Regions from separate parts of the Homo sapiens genome. Here regions 2 and 3 are each linked to region 1. The links are chromatin loops, found by intact Hi-C in ENCODE. Cell type or tissue: endothelial cell of umbilical vein. All regions are shown on one strand.

Region 1 (8,000 bases):
ATGCAGTTTAATATTGTTACGTTTGCTCTGTTATCACAGGACCTGCAGTTCCTAAATACACTAGGCACTCACTCTTTCTTTCTCATCTCCCCAGATGAAATGATTTGAAACCATGCTATAAAGAGTTATCCTACACATATTGAAATTCCACTTGACATTAATTATACATACATATAAACATACATACACACACACACACACACACACACACACAGAGCCATTCTATTTAAAAGCTGTAAATACAAATTTTATATCAGGGTCTCTGGTTATTTTCAGACTAAAAACACTTCATCTTAAAACGGGATGGCATTCAGAGCTTGGGTAGATTCTAGAAGCAACCTCATGCCAGAATGTGGCTAGCACCTATGCAGACCAAGTCCGGCAGGCAGAAAGAGAAAACAAAATTCTGCTTGCAGGAACTAACTTAAAAAAAAAGAAAAAGAAAAAGAATGTGGCGTCTTTTACACAGGCCAACTTGGATTTGAATGTGTTCTAAAATTCATCGACCATGTGACCTTTTGCGCTACTGAATTTACCTCTCTGTCTCTGAGCTTCAGCTTTCCCCCTGGTAAAATGGGAATAATATCTACCTCAAAGAGTTTCTGTAAAAATCGGGAAAATCAGAGCAAAGCAGCTGGCATAGTACCTCCCTCATAGTAGAGGCTCAATAAATGATAGAGATGTGAGAAGAGGAGCAGCTGTGGTTCAGGTAGTAGGAATAATAGTATTTTTGGTAATCATGGGTGAGTTAATCATTAAAGAGCCAAGGGCCAAATGTCAAGTGGTTAGGTCAGGGGGACAAAACTAGGAGTGTATTCAGGAGATCACCAAGCAAACAAAACAAATATAAAAAATAAGACAGAGGAGGTCACAGTCCCTAGGATGCATTCAGGAATGAAGAAACAGAAAAAATAGGCAAGTGTGCAGGAAGCAAAGCAGATCTTTCTCCAGGAGAACGAAGCTGCACCTGAGGCTGCTTCCGCCAGCATATGTGATTTCTCTTGCCAGTCAGCATCCTCTTCTCAAGGCCTAACAGGATCCTGGCCTATCGCAGGATTTTGCTCTTGTAGGGCAAAGTTTCTTTATATGTGCCAGCTCATTCTATCTCATGCATATTCTGTGAATTCTGTATGTGTGTAGTGGCAGCTAATAGTATTTCCACCTGGACAGAGGGAGGCCAGAGTCCCTGACATTCCCTGCACTGATTTGTCTACTGAGACTAGGTCAATTATCTTCAAAAAGGTATTTGAGGCCAGGTGCAGTGGCTCATGCCTATAATCCCAGCACTTTGGGAGGCCAGGGCAGGAGGATGCCCTGAGCGCAGGACTTTGAGACCACCCTGGGCAACACAGAGAGACCTCGTCTTGACAAAAGATAAGAATAAAAAAGTTATTTGACTACGTCCCTGACATGATCAAGTCTAGTGATTTTCAGACTTTATAGCAACAGAACCCATTCTGAAAGAAAAAGAATTGTATTTGGGACCCCAATAATAAAGAAAAAAAAAACCTATTCTCAATTGACATAATGCATATTTTAAATTCAAATTTATATATTTACAACTTATCATAAAGTCAGTTAATTAGAATGAGGCTGTTTTGAAGAACACCAAAATTAAAAATGATACTGAATGTTATAGCAATCTCTAGAGCAAATTTATTTATTTATTTATTTATATTTATTTATTTTATTTTTTTGAGATGGAGTTTTGCTCTTGTCACCCAGGCTGGAGTGCGATGGTGTGATCTCGGCTCACTGCAACCTCCGCCTCTCAGGTTCAAGCGAGTCTCCTGCCTCAGACTCCCGAGTAGCTGGGATTACAGGCACCCACCACCACACCCAGCTAAGTTTTGTATTATTAGTAGCGATGGGGTTTCACCATGTTGGCCAGGCTGGTCTCAAACTTCTGACCTCAGGTGATCAGCCCACGTTGGCCTCTCAAAGTGCTGGGATTATGGGTGTGAGTCACCACACCTCGCCTTTTTTTTTTTTTTTTTCTAACCTTTTATTTTTTAGAGACAGTCTTGTTCTGTCACCCAGGCTGGAGTGCAGTGGCACGATCTCAGCTTACTGCAGCCTTGACTTCCTGGGCTCAAGTAACCCTCTCACTTTGGGCCCCAAGTAGCTGGGACTACAAGTGCATGCCACCATGCCTGGCGAATTTTTTCTTTTTTTCTTTTTTTAATTGCACAGTACTAAAAAATTCTGACAATATTCAGGAACAGTTGTAAAGAGTAAAAGCTATTTTATTCTTATATTTAAAACCATTTTATTTACTACGTTGATAATTGTTTCCCCAGCAGTGGTAAAAATGACATCAAAATAACAATTTTGCAAGCTCAGATTATTAATATAAAATCAGTAATCAGGCCGGGCGCGGTGGTTCACGCCTGTAATCCCAGCACTTTGGGAGGCTGAGATGGGCGGAACACCAGGTGAGAGATCGAGACCATCCTGGCCAACATGGTGAAACCCTGTCTCTACTAAAAATACAAAAATTAGTTGGGTGTGGTGGCGCACGCCTGTAGTCCCAGCTACTTGGGAGGCTGAAGCAGGAGAATCGCTTCAACCCGGGAGGTGGAGGTTGCAGTGAGCTGAGATCATACCACTGCACTCCAGCCTGGCAACAGAGTGCGGCTCCGTCTCAAAAAAAAAAAAAAAAAAAATCAGTAATCAGCTTTTTAATAGCTGTAGAAATTGGAGAAAAGGATAACCTGAAATGTTTATCTCAAAGTTGAATCACCAGCAATATCCAACACTAGTTGATATTTTTATCATAAATATAAAAATCAAACATGAAGTTCACAAAACATACAATAAAGGCCAAAATTCTTATATTATCGTAACATAGCATATTGTATATTTAGTCACTACTGTGTAACAACTACCCATTCACTGTGGAATACTCTCAAGGAGTCTCAAATGGGTGTTCAATCTCTACCTTATTATTACAAATTTATAACAGATTTCTTTCCATTTAGCAATTTTATAGAATGTCATATATACATATTTAAATATATATAAATTTACATATTATTTATATATAAGCAAAAAATTGGACACAATTCAACGTTAACATAAGGTCATACCACTGTTATTTGCCATACAGCACTTTTAGAAGAAGACAAAATGTTCTAAAGATCAGAGATGGCTGATAATTGATATATCATGTTCTGCAATCATCGTGCCCAGCATTTTGAGTTAGTTGCTGTTGCAATATTATATGATTTGGATATCATATAGGATTTGGAAATCCTATCAGATTTGGATAACAAATTTGCCCTGAAAAGAGAACAAAAAGAGAACAAAAGAGAACAAAAGATGGATCTTTGAAAATGAATATCCATATAGCAGTGTTTCCATGGAAGAATTAGAATGATTGTTTTAAAAGTATTTCTCTTTCCTTTCCCCAGATGAACCTCTACCTTAAGTAATGAGGGTGTCAGCCCCAAAATCTTCTATAGATGAATAAAACAATGCAAACATTTCTGCACATTCAAACCCAGTACTGATTCGAAAGAGCTATGGCCATAGCTCTATCGCCAATCTAGGACACCCAGACCTGCTTTTTCAGGCTGAGAACACCAGGTGGCATATGGTGGCTGAATCAGAGCCTCGGTTACCATGGCAACCAGCTACCCTTCCAGCTCTGCAGCTGCCATCTTTTATCCAAAGCAGTGTTCTGTGCACGCTGGGGGTTTTGCTTTGAAATGGTGGTGCTGTGTGCTGTTCATTCTTCATACAGTCAGGGTTCCTACTTCTGGGCAGGGAATTCAGGTGCCAGAGATAGATAAATACTTCAGGTCAGTAGCATTCATTTTATTTTCTGTGCATTATTTATTGTGTCAACATAAAGTCATCTGCAAACTGATACTTGAGAGGGCCACACCTTTCACAGCAGGCTTTCTCTAGGGAGGCTAGACTTCACTGAAGGGAAATGAATGATGGAGTGAGTGAGTCCTCTCCTGACCAAGGTTAAGAACAAATATGAGTGCCCAGCTCAGTGCTTGAATTGGTTGTAGGTACAATGACCCTGAGATTTGCCTGTACTCTAAGGGATGTCTGCTAGAAATATCACTGATCTATAGACAGAAGACATCTGTTCACCAACCTATTGGGAGGATGTAGTTGACATAAATAGTACCTTCTCACAAAATTTGTTTTGTGTCTGCCATGCAATAATAAACCAAATATTTATAAATTGGAAACTAGCCATTTCCATTTTTATCAGTCAAAAGTAATAAGATTTTCTAAGTTAATCATCAGGCATTGCCCCTGGTGATTGGCATTATATCACACACCCAGCTGCCAAAAGCCATTTTCTTTGCTACTGGGAAGAAAGCTAAAATGAGTAATGTTATCCAAACTTCCCTAAATTCCAAAAAGGCTTTGGACTTGAAGCGGGACTCATTTATAAACACATCTATTTAAGCCTGGTGTTTTTGCTTGCTGTTACAGGGACTATATCATAAATGTGCATTCTTTAGATGAAAGATCCTTCTCATAGAATGACAATTCTGTTAAAAACCCATTATATTATGTCACATGAAAAATGAAAAATTCACATTGTATATGTAACATAATAATAATGAAGGATGAAAGGGAAGAACTTCTGCTTGGAAAAATGACTGAAAACATACAATGAATATTAAAAACTGTGAGGCTTTGAATGGATTTTTTTTCCTCTTTCCACATTTAAGGGCTTTCTACTTCTTAATCAGAACTTATTACTAGGTCATAAACTTATGAAAACATTGAAACATTGTATTTTAGAATGTGTTTTAATTTTCCTATAGCAATTTCATTGCTTTTCACTTATGTTACAAATGTAAAACATTTAGCATTTTATTAGAATCATTTGAAATCATGAACTTCTCAAACAAAATATTTTAATTCATTTAATTGTTAAATAAATTGCAATATGCTTGCTCTAACAGGAAAAAAACTTTTTCAAAATCTATAAATAAGAAACTACTATTAAAACAGTTTTCATTTGATATTCCCTGTGAATTAAAGTATTATTTAAGGGTATCAGAAAGGAAGTATTACATTTAACTTCCAGTCAAACCCAGTTTCTGGTTATTTTATAAAAATATCTATTAATACGAGGAATTTTATATCTTTATCTATATATAGATATAGATACTGATAGATATATATTCATTGAGAAAGCTGCTTATAATTTGAGAATATTAGTCATGGAGTTTTCACACATTTACTGGTTTCGTACTACCACATGTTTTCCTCCTGCCTCTCTTTTCCATCTTTAGCTTAAAAAAGGGAAAGAAGAGGAGGAGGAGGAGGAAGAGGAGAAGGAGGAGGAGGAAGCAGAGAAGGAGGAGGAGGAGGAGAAAAGGATTTGAAGAAATTGAATCAGTTCTGGAACAGCAGACACAGGTAACCCATGCAAGTTAATCATTTGGGACACTTTATAAATGATTGTCCACCGTTGATTGACAAGAGCCTGTGTCACTGACTGGAAAGGATAGAGGAGGGTCACTGATGAAAGCACCCTGCTCATTCTCCTCCAGGGCTGCTCCACTGTGGTGACCCCAGCATTCAACACCACACTCAGCATAGTGAATTTCTGTGGGACTATTAAGAATTATGGTTCTAGAAACATACTTAATAATATGAAAACATGTTCAAATTATGTCATTATGTGTGAGAAAAATTATGATACTGAGATAGATGACAAACCCTCAATGAGGTTCTCAATGATTAAGAACCATCATCTCTGTCATCAATTAATTAGCTCAAGTGTAAGTATTTTCTGATTTTTTCTTACACATTGCAAATATTTTCTGCCAAATTGTTGTTTGTGTGCATTGGGAAGTGGGATGGGGGGGTTGTAGAGACAGGTGTCTCACTGTGTTGCCCAGGCTGGTCTTGAGCTCCTGGACTGAAGAGATCCTCCTGCTTGGCTTCTCAAAGCGCTGGGATTACAGGTGCAAGCCACTGCACCCAGCCAAACTGTGGCTTTTTAACAACATTTTGTTTGTTTTCTTTTTTTTCCTCTTTTTTTTTCCCTTTTAACAACATTTTTAATGATATCTTTTGTCATTGCTTAATATTTTGCTTTTATCTAATTAAGTTGCTCAATCTTTTCTTTTTCTAACTCTGGGTTTCATGTTGAAGGAATTCAGGACATGCTACCCCAAAATGTGAAAACTTGGCATTTGAGAAGACAGCAGAAGCAGGAAGGTCACGCTCACTACCTCCCCCACAATGCTCTACTCCCCTGAAACAGATCATAAAACCTAGGAAGGATTTCCTGACCATCCCCTCAAGTAGGTCTTATGACCCTCATGTGAGAGGTGCCCTCCCTATACCCAGAAGATAGCAACATCCTCATTTCTGAAGATACAAGGACAAAGAGAAGAGTTTGAACAAACGGCTTCCTAAGTTCTCCCCAGTTTATTAACATTATGTTACAGTCTCACCAACGCACCGCAATGTAGCAGTCTCTCGTTTGAGGTATCACCCTGAGTTCTCGGTCTCACAACCATGACAATTAAGGAACATGATCACCAAGGGTGAGGTTGGAGTGGAAGTTTAATAAGCAAAAGAAGAAAGTTCTCCACCACAGAAAGGGGCCCAAAAGAGGGTTGCCATTTTTACAGTTGAATGCAAAGGCTTTTATAAGAAACCAGTTAGAGCTGGGCATCTCATTTGCATGAGATGCGAATTTCTGGTAGCTCCACCCCATCCTCCTAATGCACATGTAGGCCCTTAGCTTGAGTTACTCCGTATTGCTTTGTTGCCCTTACTGCACATGTGTCAGGGGATGGAATTTTCCATTACGGGCATGTCTGGGCAAGTCACCTGTGTAGGCTTTCTTATCTGTGTGGCTGTGGGCATGTCTTAGGCAAGTGCCGCTGTGCAAGTTCCCTTATCTGTGCCTGCAGCTTGATTTTTCTGGCTGTTCTTTTGTTTGAAAAGATTCAACCAAGGACCCACCATAACTGCCTGCCTGACTGGTTTCTTCCTCCTTCCTCTCTCAATGATATCATTCTCCCTTTGTTCAATCATATTTCTTCATCAAACCTAGCATAAAGAATATACAAATTTATGCATTTGGGGGAGGTCTTCCTTTCCTTATGAAGGCTTCCATACCACGTATAAATAATATGTGTATGATTTTCTCTTGTGAATCTGTATTTTGTTATAGGGGCCTCAGCCATGAACCTAGAGATTAGTGAGCAAAAATTATTTTTTTCTCAAGTGTTTCTTGCTTGAGATGATTTTCTTATCCCCAAGATTAAAATATTATGTGTTTCTTCCATGATTTTTATGGTGTTTATATCTATTTCTTTAATCTTTCTAGAATGTACTTTTGTACATGCTGAAAGGTAGAATTAATTTTGCAAAAAGGAAAAAGCTACTTGCTACTTTTACTATAATTATAATTATATAATTATTATTAAGGTTTTTTCTTTCTTCTTTCTTTTTTTTTTTTTTTTTTTTTTTTTTTTTTTTTTGAGATAGGGTCTCACTCTGTCACCCAGGCTAGAGTGTAGTGGTGCAATCTGGGCTCACTGCAACCTCTGCCTCCCAGGTTCAAGTGATCCTCCAAACTCAGCTTCCCAAGTAGCTGGGACTACAGGCATGTGCCACCACAATTATTATTTCATTAGACCCTCTCTGGATCTTGTTCCATCTCTAATATCTCTGCCAAATGCTCCGAATCAGGTAGATATATTTAAATTCTAGCTGGTGCAAAGAAGGAATAATTTGAAAAAGAAGAAATAATTTTAATGCACATGCAAGTAATATACGTATTCATCTAGTTACTTGCATGCATTTGTGGCCAAAAGCCATGAATCATATAAAGAAGTAGCTGCAGCCAGGCACGGTAGCTCATGCCTGTAATCCTAGCACTTTGGGAGGCCAAGGGCGGGGGAGGGGGTGGATTACCTGAGGTCAGGAGTTCGAGACCAGCCTGGCCAACATGGTGAAACCCTGTCTTTACTAAAAATACAAACATTAGCTGGTCATGG
Region 2 (8,000 bases), 380 kb after region 1:
AAACTTTATAAAGTAACTTCAAATATTGAGTGACATCAGAGTTCTATAACTTTTCTTAATCATGAATTGTATTTAATTCTTAGGATTTGTTTTCCTTTCATAATTATCAGTGCTATAGTCTCCATCCTGAGTCTTATTTTTTCATTAGTTTTAATGGAAAACATCTATACACTATATACCTTCTGTATTCTGTTACTTACATTTTTTTGAAAGTCAAATAGAAAAGGGATAGAGGGAATAGAGAATTGTGTTTTTCAACTTAATCCATCATGAGTATGTATGTGTAAGACACATTCATGCAATCAGATAAGCATTCCGTCAATCTCCTTATCAATTTAAAAATGTGTTTTTCATTGTGTTCTGATTTTGTTTGATTGTATTATGGAGAAAATAAAAATAGATGGGATAAATTAATTTACACAATGAACTGTTGAAATAGGAATGAAAGAGATAGTCATCTATATGATACATAGAAGAAAATAGGAGCAGTGAATCATATAGTACCAGTATTACCATATTCTTGGTTAACTAAATTTTAAAATCCTGTGGAACCCAAGTGAGCACTGATGCATTTCTAGTAGCAGCTGTAGATAATAATTTGCCTGTAATGCATGCAGAGCTGAGGTTCATGATTATTTTTAAACATTTAGAAGATTTTCTAACTTCAGAAAATGTGAAAATCATTATATTGTATAACTCTGTTCTCCAGAGTTCTGCTTTATAAATATAGCCATGTTTACTCAGGTTATCCTTTAAGTGATGGATTTTATGTGCTTAAAAAATGGAAACGAAATGCCTAGCAGCCCTGAAACCTCAAGCTTGGCTTGCTATTTTAAAAAATTTATTTATATTTTACTATATATTTAAAGTGTACAACATGATATTCTGACATATATGCATATTGAAATTATTGTTTCAGTCAAACAGATGAATATCCATTATCCTACTTACCTTGTATCTATGTGTATGGTAAGAACACCTAAAATCCATAACATTTTTGATATACATAACAGTGTTATTATGGAGGTTTTTTTGGTTTATTCTTTTGGTTTTCTGTTTTTTTTGTTGTTGTTGTTTGAAACAGGGTCTCCCTCTATCGCCTAGGCTAGAGTGCAGTGACATGATGATAGCTCCCTGCAGCCTCAAACTTGTAGGCTCAAGCGAGCCTTTTGCCTCAGTTCCCCAAGTAGCTGGGACTACAGGTGCATGCCACCATAGTCCAGATTTTTTTTTTTGTAGAGACAAGGTCTTGTTCTGTCACCCCAGCTGTCTTGAACTACAGGTGTGAGCCACCACATCTGGCTGGCATTACAGTGTTATTAACTGTAGTTCTTACTCTGTACATTAAATCTCAATGCTTATTCATTCTACCTACCTGGAAATTTGTACCCTTTGACTTCTCTACATTTCCTACCCACCTAGCCCCTAGTAACCACCATTCCAGTTTGTCTTCAACTTTCTAAAAATATTCCATGTATAAGTGAGATTATACAGTATTTTCATTTCTGGATCTGGCTTATTTCACTTACCATAGTGTCCTCAAGGTTCATCCTTGTTATCACAAATAGCAGGATTTCTTTCCTTTTTTAAGGTTGGATAATATTCTATTGTATATATCTACTGCAATTTATTTGTCCATGCATCATTGGATACAGGTTGTTTTTCTATCTTGGCCATTGTGAATAATGCTGCAATGACATGGGAGTGTAGATATCTCTACAAGGTCCTATTTCATTTCCTGTTGTAATATACCCAGCAGAGGGATTGCTGGACCTACAGTAGTTCTGTTTTTAATTATTTGAAGAACCTCCATATCGTTATCCGTAGTGGTTGCACCAATCTGCATTCCCACCTAAAGTGTACAAAGGGTTCCTTTTATCCGCACCCTGGCCAACACTTGTCTTCCTTGTCTTTTTGATATTAGCTGGATCCTAACAGGTATGAGATGATAGCTCATTGTGGTCTTGATTTGAATTTTCCTATTGATCAGTGATGTGGAACATCTTTTCATATGCCTATTGGACATTTTTATGTCTTCTTTGGAAAAATATAAATTCAAACTCTTTGCCCATTTCTTAATCACGTTATTTGGGTTTTTGCTATTGAGTTGTGTGAGTTTCTTATACCAGTTGAGCATCCCAACGGAAATCTGAAATTCTCCAAAATTCAAAACTTTTTGAGCACCATCATGACACCACAAATGGGAAATTACACACATAAGAATTGAACACACCTTGGATTCATGCACAAAATTATTAGAAATATTGTATAAAATTGCTTTCAGGCTATGTGTGTTGAGTATATGAAACATAAATGAATTTCATGTTTAGACTTGGACCGTATCCCCAAGATATCTAATTATCAATATACATAATACATAAAATCTGCGTGTGTGTGTGTGTGTGTGTGTATCTATATATTCACATAAAAACTATCAAGAATCTTACTGTCTTGCCTTCTCTTCCTGGCGTGGAGGCACCAGCATGGTGACTGAGGTCACTGCACATTGGAGAGGGTTGGGGAACCGCAACAGGCATGAAGCTGGCAGCCACGGATGTGAAGTGGTGAGGGAGGAATACGGAAGTGGTAAGAAGAATTAGCCAGTGTCATTTGGATTTTGGTTACATTGAGTAAATAAGTAAATGGATTGAATAAGTAAGTAAATATATTGAAGGTAATCGCAGCCAAGTTTCCAGAGAAGGTGTTTAGAAAGAAGTTAGGCTAGGAAGGGCCCAAAGATGTGTTGGATTGGAATTAAGAGTACAAGTATGAACTTAGAGTTTTATTTTTATTCTTGGACTCAGATCTAGCAATAATTATAGATGTATATGTCCATCTGTATGTGTGTATGTATTCGTTGTTGGTGTGCTGCATCCCAATAGCAGTGAGGTCACTTCCTTCCAGATCTTGGTTTCAAAATACCAAAGAAAGGGGGGGAAAGTAAAAGTTGTGCCCAGAACATGTTGTTATACCAGAAAACTACCAAAATGCTCAGAGAATAATGGGGACATGTCAAAGGGAACAGGATTCAGTGTAAAAGGGCTCCCACTGGGAAAACCAAGAACAAATTTGAGGATCAAAATAAGTCACTGTAATAATAAATTATAACACACTGAATTAAATAAGATTACATGAATTCATAACATAAATCAGTAAACAGTAGATTATTTGGGGGAGAAGTTGATAACAAAACTAAAAGTTATAGAAAGAACAATGGGTATACAGAAGCACATTTGACCACTATCATAGAGATAATTTGGGAGGACTAATTAGTGGCTGTAAATATGCTGGGTAGAGGACTGATGGGGAACAGAGTATTAGTAGAATCTCAGAATACCTCTTCAACTTTAAGGTTAAGAAATTGAGTAGCAGAATTATAGATCAAGATTAATATCACCAGTGGTATGACAAGTTGACATCCTACGTTTCCTGGCACGTCATCATTTGTGTGGTATTCTTGCCAAGAATACTGTAACTAAGTCTGATCAGGAGGAAATATCACCCAGGTTAAAGGTCATCCTGCGGAATGTAAGGCATAAAATCTTCAAAACACATCAGGGACATGAACGAAAGGGAAAGACTGAGCAACTGAAAAATGAGGCAGCTAAGCAACTTATATCCTTGATGGCATCATGGAAAAGACTGCTGAAACTGTTGGCATTTGGATGAAGTGTTTAAACTGGATGGCTGTGTTGTAACAGTTGGTTTATGAATTTGGAATCTGGGATTTGGTTATGTTAGAAGATCTTTGTTTTAGGATATCCATACTGCAGTATTTAGGGAAGACAGGACCTCATTCCTGTAGCTTGCTCTCAAAAGTTTTGGAAAAAGACTAATAACGTGTGTAGGAGCAGTTGGGTGGGCACTGGAGCAAATGTGGTCATAACTTAACACTCAGGGAATTTGGGTGAAAGGAATGTAGGGTTCTTTTACTTTTCTGGCAGTGTTTCTATGATTTCAAAATTATTTAAAAATAAATGATTAAATGGCTATTGTCAAAAAGATAAAGGTAACAAGTGTTGGAGAGGATGTGGAGAAAGGGGAACGCTTGCATCCCGTTGGTGAGAATGTAAATTAGTACAACCATAGAAAACAGTATGGAAGTTCCTTGAAAAATTACATATAGAAGTATCATGATCCAGCAATCTCACTTTTGGGTATATATTCAAAGGGAATGAAATCAAGATCTTGAATAGATGTATGTACTCCTGGGTTCATTGCAACATTATTCACAATAACCAAAAAATGGAATCAGTGTAAGTATTCAACAGATAAATGGATAAAGAAAATGTGGTACATATACCCAATGGAATACTATTAAGCTTTATAAAAGAAGGAAATCCTGTCATTTGCAACAACATAGATGAACCTGGAGGACATTATATTTACTTCATGATCTCACTTATACGTGGAAAAAAGTTAAACTCAGAGAGAGTAGAATGGTGGTTACCAAGGGCTGGAAGGGATTCAGGGTATTGGAAGGGATGTTGATCAAAGGCTGCAAAATTTCAATTAGATAGGAGGAATAAGTTCACCAGAGCTATTATACGACATGAGACCTAGAATTAATAACACTGTGTTTGTATTCTTGAAAATTGCTAAGAGAATTGATTTTAAGTGTTCTCATCACAAAAAAATAAGTATATGAGGTAATACATAGATTAATTCAATTTAACCATTTCACAGTGTATATTTCAAAACATGCTGTACACAGAAACATATTCAATTTTTATTGGTCAATTAAAATAATGCTTTTTAAAAATAAATTATTAAATTTTAGATAAAACAATTATTAAATTTTAGATAAAACATAGTTCTTAGAATATTTCTTATGGTTAGCATGACTGCTGCCTGGTAAACACTTTGCTACATATTCTACCTAGTCCCAAAATAAGTTATTTATTTATTTATGTTTTTAGAGACGGAGCTTCCCTCTGTCACCCAGGCTTGGATTGCCTCCCAGGTTCCAGTGATTCTCCTGCCCCAGCCTCCCAAGTATCTGTGATTACAGGTGCATGCCACCACACCTGGCTAATTTTTTTGTATTTTTAGTAGAGACGGGGTTTCATGATGTTGGCCAGGCTAGCCTCGAACTCCTGACCTCGTGATCTGCCCGCCTTGGCGTCCCAAAGTGTTGGGATGACAGGTGTGAGCCACCGTGCCTGGCCTATACGTATGTTTTAAAAGTATAGCCAACGGGATTTGCCGACAGGTTGAATATAGGGTGTAAGAAAAAGAAAGGAGCCAAGGACTTTAAGTTGTAGGGAAAAACAGTATTACCAATAATTGAGATGGAGCAGGTTATAGGAAGAGTACACCTGAGGATAAAAAGTACAGTCATGTGTTGCTTGATGACGGGGATGCATTCTGAGAAATGGTAATTTCGGCATTGTGTGACATCATAGGATATACTTACACAAACCTAGATGGTTTACTCTTTTGCTCTGATCTGTACAGCATATCACTGTACTGAATACTGTAGGCAGTTGTAACATAATGGTAAATGTTTGTATATTTAAATGTAGAAAAAGTACAGTCAAAATACAATACAAAGGATTTAAAAATGGTACACCATGGAGGTTGCAGTGAGCCGAGCTGAGATCGCACCACTCCACTCCAGCCTGGGTGACAGAGTGAGAGTCAAAAAAAAAAAAACAGTATACCTGTATAGGTATAAGGCATTTACCATGAATGGAGCTTGCAGGACTGGAAGTTGCTCTGGGTGAGCAAGTGAGTAGAATGATGAATGACTGTGAAGGCGTAGGACATTACTGTACACTACTGGGGACTTTATAAGCACCTTACTTTTAGACTACATTAAATTTATTTGAAAATATTTTTTCTTCAATAATAAATTTTAGCTTACTTAAGGAAAGCTTACCGTAACTTTTTAACTTTATAAACTTTTTAATTTTTTAAATGTTTTGATTTTTGTAATAACCAGTTAGCTTAAAACACAAACACATTGTACAAATTCTTCCTTATATCTTTAATTCATAAGCTTAGGTATTTATTTGTTTATTTTAAAACCTTTTGTTAAAAACCAGGACAAAAACATACACATTAGCCTAGGCCTATCCAAAGTTCATATCATCAATATCACTGTCTTACACCTCCACATTTTGTCTCACTGGAAAGTCTTCAGTTCTCATCTCCTATTATAATAATGCTTTTTCTGAGACTATCTCTTGAAGGACTTGGCTGAGGCGGTCACTTTTTTTAGTAAGTAATAGGAGTACACTCTAAAATAATGAGAAAAAGTATAATATAATAAATACATAAACCAGTAACATAGTCATTTATTATCATTATGCAACTGGCAGCACTGTAGGTTTGTTTACACCAGTATCACCATAAACACTTGAGTAATGCCTGGTGCTGTGATGTTACAACAGCTCCAGCATCATTAGGCAATGGGAATTATTCAGCTTCATTAATTTTATGGGACCACTGTTGTACATGTGGTCCATTGTTGACTGAAACATTGCTATGTGGTACATGACTACATATGAATGTAGAGGAAGGGAGAAGTCAAAAAACTGAGCCCTGGGCATTCCAGCACATAGCGGTGTGGGAGAGAGGAAATCACCAACAATGGAGACTGAGATTGTGCACTGCCAAGAAGCAGAGGAATCCCTGCCCTTACTGGGGAGTTCAAAAACAGGTTGGCATTGGAACCTAAATCTATTCTCAGTGGCTCCAAAAGAGTAGCAGCTAGTGAAACAAGGGAAAACCATGGGATTATAGCGTGCTAGAAACCAAATGAAAAAAAGCATTTCCACGAAGGCAGACTGACCACCTGTGTGAAGAGCTACTACAAGCCTGAACATAATGGTTTCAGGAAAGAATGGGCAGGGAAGAATAGGAGACGGTAAACCTAGAGGAGTCTTTTGAAGAGTTTTGCTGCAAAAGAAATGGGGTAGTTGATGATGGGAGAAAAGGAGTAAAGAGTTTTGTTTTTAGCTGGAAAAACAAAGCATATTTATATGTTGATGGGTGTGATCCAGTAAAATGGGAAAATTGGTGTTAACAGAAGAGGGATGAAAATTACTGGGCAGGCAAGACGGGGTGTGCTTTACTGCACAAGTGGAAGGCTGGCTTTAACTAGAAACATGGACGTTTCATCATCCATTGTAACAGGAGGGGATATTGACTGAAAAGTGGTGGAAGTTTGTGGAAGATCTTTGATTGTTGCTAATTTTCAGTGAAATGCTAAGCAAGTACATTAGCTAAGATTAAGAATGGGGGAGGAAATACTGATGATTCAAAAAGAAAAAAGAAAGTAGGAAATAGTTATTTAAGAAAGTAGGGAAGTGAATGGACTAGAGAAATGTCATATGTTAGCCAGTCAGCCTTAATGTTAGCCAGTCAGCAGCCTTAATGGCCTACCTGAAGTAAGTGGTCATGTGTTTGAAGTGAGATCAGTTCAATTATATTCAGGCAGAATGTGGGATTTAACCAGGGTAGGTTGTTTTATCTAGGGCAAACGTTGAGGAGAGTGAAGTGAGCATACATAATTGAGTGAGAGAAAGAGGAGTTGATGGTGTGTGTGTGTGTGTGTGTGTGTGTGCAAAGTCTTACAGGACCTGGTGGGTTTGTAGGATTATTGGTATTTGGGCACTAGAGGAAGTGAATCATTTGGTTGGATATTGAAATCATCAAAAATTGCCACAGGACTAATGTTGGAGATGGTAATAGTGAACCAAGAACTAAAATCTTCAAGGATTGAGGGAGAATGAGTAGATGTTCATTGATGACTGCAGCGTGGAGGAAAGTGGATGGTGTGGTGTGATGATATGAGATTCAAAGCTGGTTGTATTCAGGGCGATGGCAGGAACAGAACTGTAACAAGGAACAAGGAGAACCACCTCACTCACAGGCCCAGTTCCATTTCCTAAACAGACGAATTTGTATTCCCTGTAACTCATTAGCCCCTAGTCTTCTGAATCCTTTTCTAAGAGAGTAAGTAAAATAAATGAAAGCATTAAGATACATTAATA
Region 3 (8,000 bases), 580 kb after region 1:
ACGTGAAAAGATAATCTGGGAGGCCGAGGCAGGTGTATCACTTGAGCTCAGGAGTTCGAGACCAGTCTGGTCAACCTGGCGAAACCCTGTCTCTACACCAAAATACAAAAATTAGCTGGGCATGGTGGCGGGTGCCTGTAATCCCAACTACTCAGGAGGCTGAGGCAGGAGAACCGCTTGAACCTGGAAGGTGGAGGTTGCAGTGAGCTGAGATCGCACCATTGTACTCCAGCCTGGGCGAAAGAGCAAGACTCTGTCTCAAAAAAAAAAAAAAAAAAAAAAGAGGAAAGCTAATCTGAGCCATTACGGCAAGATCTCAAACTTGCCTCAGTTTCCTTAATCATGGCCTATAGCTCATTGGCCCATGAATGTATCCAATCCTTTTTAATAACACCACCTCTTACTCTGAAAGTCTGTAGTGCTTCGCATTACAAAGCATTTCCCCAGACCTTTCTCAAGAAGCCGTTCCTGTAGCCAATCTTTGCAAGCACGATGCGTAAGACACAGTCCCTGCCTTCTACATGGCCCATTTTAAACAGCACTGCCAGGTGGGGATCATGTGTACCTGTCCTGCCCCAAATGATATCGATGATACTGACATGAGGAAAAGCACACTGGGTGGTCGTGCAGGGGGCTGGTGGGTGGAGGGGTTAGTTAGGGTCTCACACTAGCTAAGGACCAGAGTCACTAATATTCATCTTCCCCATTTAAATCTCGGCAGCCCCATGGTCTCCACTCCCACTCTGTGGAAAGGATTCCAAGTCCTTGCTCCTTCCCCTGTCCCCACCTGTACTTGAGGTACATCCCAAATTGTTTTCAGGTTTGCTCTGGGACATGTCAAAGGCGACAAGGGCACAATGGCTTTCTCACCTTTTCTGCTAAATGACTTCCTCCTCCAAACTTCTTTGCTTCTGTTAAGGGGCCAACATCCAACCAGACACAACCTCAGACACAATCATCTCGCTCCCTCCATCACACACACACACGTGCTCACACAGTCAGGTGCTAATTTGCACTGATCCTTCCTTTGCAATGTCCTGAGCCAGGCCAGAGGGGCACCCACTGAGGAGCCGGCTGCTGGGAAGCGGGGAGAAGGGACTTCAATAACAGGTGCCCAGACCCCAGAGATGCCTCCTCTACCCTCACATGGGCTTTGGCATCTAAGTGGCACCAAGCCTGCCCCAGCCCTCGGCATTCCCCTTGCTCACCTGTTTGGACAGTTCCCACAGGCACACTCAATGCAGTGAGGGCGGGTCTGCTAGTACACTTTAGACCCAGCCAAATCTGACACATTAAAAATGTTGGCCAGGTGCAGTGGCTCACGCTTGTAATCCTACCATTTTGGGAGGCTGGTAACAAAGTGAGACCCCGTCTCTACAAAAGCTTTTTTAAAAAATTAGCCCAGCATGGCATGGTGGCTTATGCCTGTAATCCCAGCTACTCAGGAGGCAGAGGCAGAAGAATCACTTGAACCCAGGAGGTGGAGGCTGTGGCGAGCCGAGATCGCACAATTGCACTCCAGCCTGGGCAACAAAAGTGAAACTCCATCTCAAAACAAACAAACAAACAAACAAAAATTAGCCCAGCATGGCATGGCACGTGCCTGTAGTCCCAGCTGCTTGGAAGGCTGAAGCAGGGAGATTGAGGCCCAGGAGGTCGAGGCTGCATTGAGCCATGATCATGCCACTACATTACAGCCTGGGCAAGAGAGCAAGACTCTGTCTCTAAATAAATAAATAAATAAAAAGAAAATTTTAAAATGTTAATAGTTAAGTACCAAGTACATACTAAGCAATTTAGATGTGTTTATCTCATTTAGTTCTACTGAAAACTCTATGAGATATAGTTATTCTCATTTTACAGATAAGGTAATTTATCATAACCTCAGGAAGATTAAGTTACTTACATACCTAGGAAGAAATAACATAAGAGGAACTAATATTCAAGGAGCATTTACCACGTTTGTGCATAAGACTCTGTTCTGGCAGTTTTACATGTAAACATAATTTCATTTGCCAAGCAATCCTAGGAGTTAGGGCTGCTGTTTTTTTTATTTTTATTTTTATTTTTTTGAGACAGAGTCTCGCTCTGTTGCTCAGGCTGGGGTGCAATGGTGCAATCTCGGCTCACTACAACCTCTGCCTCCCGGGTTCAAGCGATTCTCCTGCCTCAGCCTCCCAAGTAGCTGGGATTACAGGCACCCACCACTATGCCCAGCTAATTTTGTATTTTTAGTAGAGATGGGGTTTCACCATGTTGGCCAGGCTGGTGTCAAACTCCTGACCTCAAATGATCCGCATGCCTTGGCCTCCCAAAGTGCTGGGATTACAGGTGTGAGCCATCGCGCCCGGCCTAGGGCTGTTATTATATGCGTTTTATAGGTGAAGAAACAGACATAGAGATGTTAACGTGCTCAAACTCACAGAGCAAGTAAATAGAAAAGCAAAGATTTAAACACAGGCAATCTGATTCCTGCGTTAAGAGCCCAGGCTATGATGAAGGCCAAATATTTTGTGATTTGATTCACAAATAGATGCCAAACGCAGTCAGTAAATGCACTGTAGAAATTTGTGTTATGTAAAAAGTAAGCCCTTATTAATATATATATATGATACAAACTAACATAGGCACAGACATTGATATGGTTTGGTTGTGTCCCACCCAAATTTCATCTTGAATTGTATTCCCATAATTTCCACGTGCTGTGGGAGGAAGCTGGTGGGAGATCATTGAATCATGGGGGTGGTTTCCTCCATACTGTTCTCATGGGAGTGCATAAGTCTCATGAGATCTGATGGTTTTATAAGGGGAAACCCCTTTCACCTGGCTCTCATTCTCTCTCTTGCCTGCCGCCATGTAAGATGTGCCTTTCACTTTCCACCATCATTGTGTGGCCTCCCCACACAATCTTTTTCTTTATAAATTACCCAGTCTCAGGGATGTCTTTATCACCAGCATGAAAAGGGACTAATACAGACGTGTTCTGTTAAAGTGGTTATCTCTGAGGAACAGGACTGCAGGAACTGGAGAGGTAGGAAAGGCAACTCCCGCTTTTCTTTTTCTTTTTTTTTTTTTTTTTTTTTGAGAAGAGTCTCTCTGTATCACCCAAGCTGGAGTGCAGTGGTGTGATCTCAGCTTACTGCAACCTCTGCTTCCCAGATTCAAGTACTTCTCCTGCCTCAGCCTCCCGAGTAGCTGGGATCACAAGCATATGCTACCATGCCTGGCTAATTTTGGTATTTTTACTTTTTTTTTTTTTTTGAGATGGGCTCTCACTCTGGTTGCCTAGGCTGGAGTGCAGTGGCATGATCTCAGCTCACTGCAACCTCCACCTCCCAGGTTAAAGCAATTCTCCTGCCTCAGCCTCCCAAGTAGCTGGGACTACTGGTGTGTGCCACCATGCCCAGCTAATTTCTGTATTTTTAGTGGAGACAAGGTTTCACCATGTTGGCCAGGCTGGTCTCGAACTCCTGACCTCAAGTGATCCACCCGCCTCAACCTCCCAAAGTGCTGGGATTACAGGCATGAGCCACCACATCTGGCCAACTCCTGCTTTTCTTTATATAATATTTTGTGTGGTATAGATTTTTTTAAATCATATATATGTATTATTTTAGGATAGAAAGACCAGAAATTTTCAAAATTCTAAATGTTACTAGGAACAGATTTCATTATTTTCAATATCCCACATTCTCTTTCACCCTGACATATTTTCTTTCTTTTCTAACTTGTGGGCAGATGACAAAATTGCATCAGAGTAGAAACTCAGGATCACTCAGTTCTGCAATGTGAAATACCGTAGCTCCACTCTGTCTGAGGAGCAGAAATGGACAGGCAGGATTTGCTGATGAATTAACTGTGGGCTGTGGAGGGGAGAGACGAGACCATTGGAGCAATGAGATTCCAAACAAAGGAAGATCAACCAGACCCTAAGATCATCCCCGTCTAGATTCCTTCTCCACCTGCTTACTAAACATGAAATTCCTTTGACCAAGGACAACGTCTTGCAGGCCACAAAAATTCAAATTAGTTTTTAGCACTTTGCAACTTACACACCAGCCTTCAAGGACTTTACCACTTTTGATAAAACTTAGAATGCAAGTGTCCCTGGGTGGCAAGTATAAACAAATCCTGGGCAAAATTCATGTTTTTATAAGGGCAGGGAGGCGGGCGATAGCGGAATGACACAGGAAAACTTAAGAGGAGGTGACCTGTAAGATGGGAGAGACTGGAAACCAGTTTTAGGGCTAGTACTATTTACTCCTAATTGTCAGCAACGAAAACGGAGGTCTCAGGTTCTCTCCCATAAAGAAAGAGCTTAGAAGAAACATGGACAGCATTTGCCAGGTTCAATTTCAGACTACTCACGCTCATTTGGAGCACAAGGCCGCCACCTGGTGGCAGCATGCACTGGGCCAATAGAAATGAACAGCTTTACATGAACGGGCATGTGTTGTATCTCCTCAAAACCGCTTTATATCTACAGGCTGCGAGGAAGTATCGTTTTGCTTAGCTCAAATCTAGCTGACTGAGATAGATATAACAAACATAAAATGAAGCAAATACCTTTTTTAAAAAGCGTCAATTCTATGCAGTAAAACAAAGCAAACATAAAAGTAAATCCACACTTTTTTAGAAAAAAGGGAAATGTTTCCCACTGCAAGAAAATACAAAGCAGGGAACTTAAACTTGATTAGGACGCTAAATAGCTCATGTAATATGCATACTCCCCAGGCAACCAAGTGCCTTTTAAAGAAGCAGTTATTAACCACCAGGGATATGATTGATGGAGAAAGAGGCAGACGTTTGGGGGACTGTATGGAAAATGGGGCTGGGTAGAAGGTGTAGACAGAACTTTTACTTGACTCTGGCTCTATGTGTCACAAAAACGTCAGCAGAAGTTATTTTATCTCAACACAAGTTTGTTGATTTGACAGGCTTTGTTGGCCTTTTCTTCTCTCTCCAGAGGTCTCCTCAAGATAGTTCACATAAGAAATATTTAACCCAAGAAGACATTATTACCGGATCAATCCCAAACGGGTATGGATTTCCAAAATACACTCCTGGTATGGCTGGGTCCAGCTGCAGATATAGACTTTCCTCCATTACATGAGTACTTTAGAGGGAGAAAAGGAGAAAAACAAACAATGATCAACCGGGGCAGAAAAGATACTATAATACCACCAGTCACGAACTTGCCCATCAAAGTCCAACTACTGGTGCAATTCATCACTTTGGTTGGTTCAATATCTACTACACATCAAGTATTGTCCTAAACACTGAGGCTACAATCTGAGTTTGCAAAGAGATCTCAGCCTGATGTGCTATAGTAAAGAAACTCAGGGCCGGGAGCAGTGGCTTACATTCATAATCCCAGCACTTTGGGAGCCTGAGGTGGGAGGATCCCTTAAGTCCAGGAGTTTGAGACCAGCTGGTTGTGGTGGCACATGCCTTTAGTTCCAGCTACTTGGGAGGCTGAGGCAGGAGGACTGCCTTGAGCCTGGGAGGTCAAGGCTGCAGTGAGCCATGATTGTACCACTGCACTCCAGCCTGGGCAACAGAGTGAGACTCTGTTGAAAGGAAAAAAAAAAAAAAGGGAGAAGGGGGAGAGGGGACAGAAGGGGAAAGGGAAGGAAAAGGAAGGGAGATCAGGATTTGTACCACATCAGAAATGAGGTAGAAAGCAGGGATGCTGGGAGCACACAGGAAAGAAACCCCAGCCCAGGGACATGCTTGGGAAGTCTCCCCAGGGAACACTGGGGCTGCTTCTGAAGGATGGATTGTTTTTTCACATATACACCTCAACTGCTATGAAACTTAACTCTAAAAACATGTAGCCCATTGTATGTCTTTAAATCTGTGTCCCCTTTTCACCCAGAAGAATGGATGTCAATGGGAAGAAATTTCTTTTTTTTTTTTTTTTTTGGAGACTGCGTTTCATTCTTGTTGCCCAGGCTAGAGTGCAATGGCACGATCTTGGCTCACTGCAACCTCCGCCACCCCCACCCCCCAACCCCAGGTTCAAGCAATTCTCCTGCCTCAGGCTCCCGAGCAGCTGGGATTACAGGCATGTGGCACCATGCCCGACTAATTTTTGTATTTTTAGTAGAGATGGGGTTTCACCATGTTGGTCAGGCTGGTCTCGAACTCCTGACCTCAAGTGATCCGCCTGCCTCGGCCTCCCAAAGTGCTGGGATTTGGTGTGAGCCACGATGCCCGGCCCAGAAATTTCTTACTCTGTCTCTGCAAGCCTTAAGGGGATGAGAATGTTGAGTTGATTTTTTTTTAAGAACTGCATCTGTGGAAGGGCCCAAGGAATGAGCATTTGAAATGATGAGGAACAGGCCTGGTACGGTGGCTCATGCTTGTAATCCCAGCACTTTGGGAGGCTGAGGTGGGTGAATCACTTGAGGTCAGGAGTTCAAGACCAGCCTGGCCAACAATGGTGAAACCCCATCTCTACTAAAAATACAAAAATTAGTTGGGCGTGGTGCCACATGACTGTAATCCCAGCTACTCAGGAGGCTGTGGCAGAAGAATTACTTGAAACCAGGAGGCGGAGGTTGCAGTGAGCCAAGATTGCACCACTGCACTCCAGCCTGGGCAACAGAGCAAGACTCCGTCTACAAAAAATAAATTAAATTAAATTAAAAAATAATGAAATGTGAAGAGCAGACAGCAGACAGTCTTGACAGGCTGCCCAGAAATACACTCCCTCCCTTCTGCAGTGAGGTGCTGAGGGCCTTAGGTAGCAGCTGAGGGAATCGGGAAGCCTGGCCTACTGTCCTGGCCCTCAATGTGCAGTGGCAGCAGCTGACCGTGACTCGCTTGCCCAGACGTGACCCCCATCCTAATGGCATGACTCAGTGCAAATGGCTGGATTTCCATAGCAGAGAAGTGTTTGTGTGTTCATAAAGGGAAAAGTCACCCCTGACAGGAAGGAACTGGCCTGGCACCCATAGCTAAGCCATCGTGTCTCCTGCTGAGCATAAGCAACTTCATAGAACAGCAACATCAGGCAAGGCCACCTGGCGACTATGATAGAGTGAGAAAAAACAAGATCATTCCACAATCATACCTCGATACAGGCAAAAAGAAGGACACGGTCCAAACCACAAAAATGACCCAACATCCCCGCCTCCTAACAAAGGCTAAATCCTCTAAGCCCTTTCTAATACCCTCTTAATAGAGATGGTTTTCCCAATGATGCACCATTTCCCTTGTTGAGTCAATACGCCCAACTCCAGTGACTACAGGAATGTTTTCAGTGGTCTTTCAACCATCAAGGAAGCAGGTCCAAGACCCAGGTCGCAGCTGGTGACCAGAATCAGCTCACTGTGTACTTCAGCTGTCGTTTTCTTCTGCCACAGTGATAATGAGGTTCTGCCTTATACTCCTGACCCTTCACATATGGCTGAGCATTGCTCCAATTCAAGACCAAAGAGTCTTGAATTGGGGAAGAAGACATTTGCAGGTGCATAAGAGAACAGCATTCATACCCATGTCTGCAGAGTGGTAACAAGACAGTTAATTCGGGCCTTTCACAATCATACTCTATGGGAAATGGAATTTCATGTTGGTAGGCTGGCGAAATTATGCAGATTGAACAAGTTTCAAAACTCATCTCGGCCGGGCACGGTGGCTCACACCTGTAATCCCATCACTTTGGGAGGCCGAGGCAGGTGGATCACCTGAGGTCAGGAGTTCAAGACCAGCCTGGCCAACATGGTGAAACCCCGTCTCTACTAAAAATATAAAAATTCACTGGGTGTAGTGGCACACGCCTGTAATCCCAGCTACTTGGGAGGCTGAGGCAGGAGAATCGCTAGAACCCGGGAGGCAGACGTTGCAGTGAGCCAAAATCGCACCATTGCACTCCAGCTTGGGCCACAGAACGAGACTCCACCTCAAAATAAAAAATAAATAAATAAAAAAATAAAACTCATCTCTATACTTATGAGTTTAAATCTAAAGAGCAGAACTAAGTGTAAGAATGAATG

What was found. Peaks named below come from ENCODE experiments on the same cell type or tissue, not always from the same donor. Only the 100,000 strongest peaks of a DNase experiment are listed, where the experiment ranks them.
Region 2: it touches region 1 in a loop (2.3-fold over the local background); 2 of 110 quality-filtered maps call a loop at or near these places.
Region 3: a loop joins it to region 1, with 22 times the contacts of the local background. A loop is called at or near these places in 80 of 110 quality-filtered maps.

Annotation. Positions count from the first base shown.
Region 1 is chr7:138,158,106-138,166,105 of GRCh38, forward strand. It overlaps LOC107986749 (a long non-coding RNA gene), which reads left to right and starts at 3,668. Exons shown (of 3, transcript XR_001745033.3): 1 at 3,668-3,803; 2 at 5,271-5,397; 3 at 6,139-7,380. RefSeq lists an enhancer at 5,710-6,909. In endothelial cell of umbilical vein, a CTCF peak has its summit at 3,589; a DNase peak (open chromatin) is centred at 3,606.
Region 2 is chr7:138,542,776-138,550,775 of GRCh38, forward strand. The region is part of intron 7 of TRIM24 (tripartite motif containing 24); the gene reads left to right. Among named protein-coding and RNA genes, the nearest start is that of TRIM24, 87 kb to the left of the region's middle. In endothelial cell of umbilical vein, no CTCF peak of the experiment used is centred here; DNase peaks (open chromatin) are centred at 3,496 and 6,546; H3K27ac peaks cover 2,079 bases.
Region 3 is chr7:138,734,518-138,742,517 of GRCh38, forward strand. It overlaps ATP6V0A4 (ATPase H+ transporting V0 subunit a4), which reads right to left. Exons shown (of 22, transcript NM_020632.3): 15 at 5,023-5,116. Among named protein-coding and RNA genes, the nearest start is that of SVOPL, 37 kb to the left of the region's middle. In endothelial cell of umbilical vein, a CTCF peak has its summit at 4,415 (motif pointing left); a DNase peak (open chromatin) is centred at 4,384.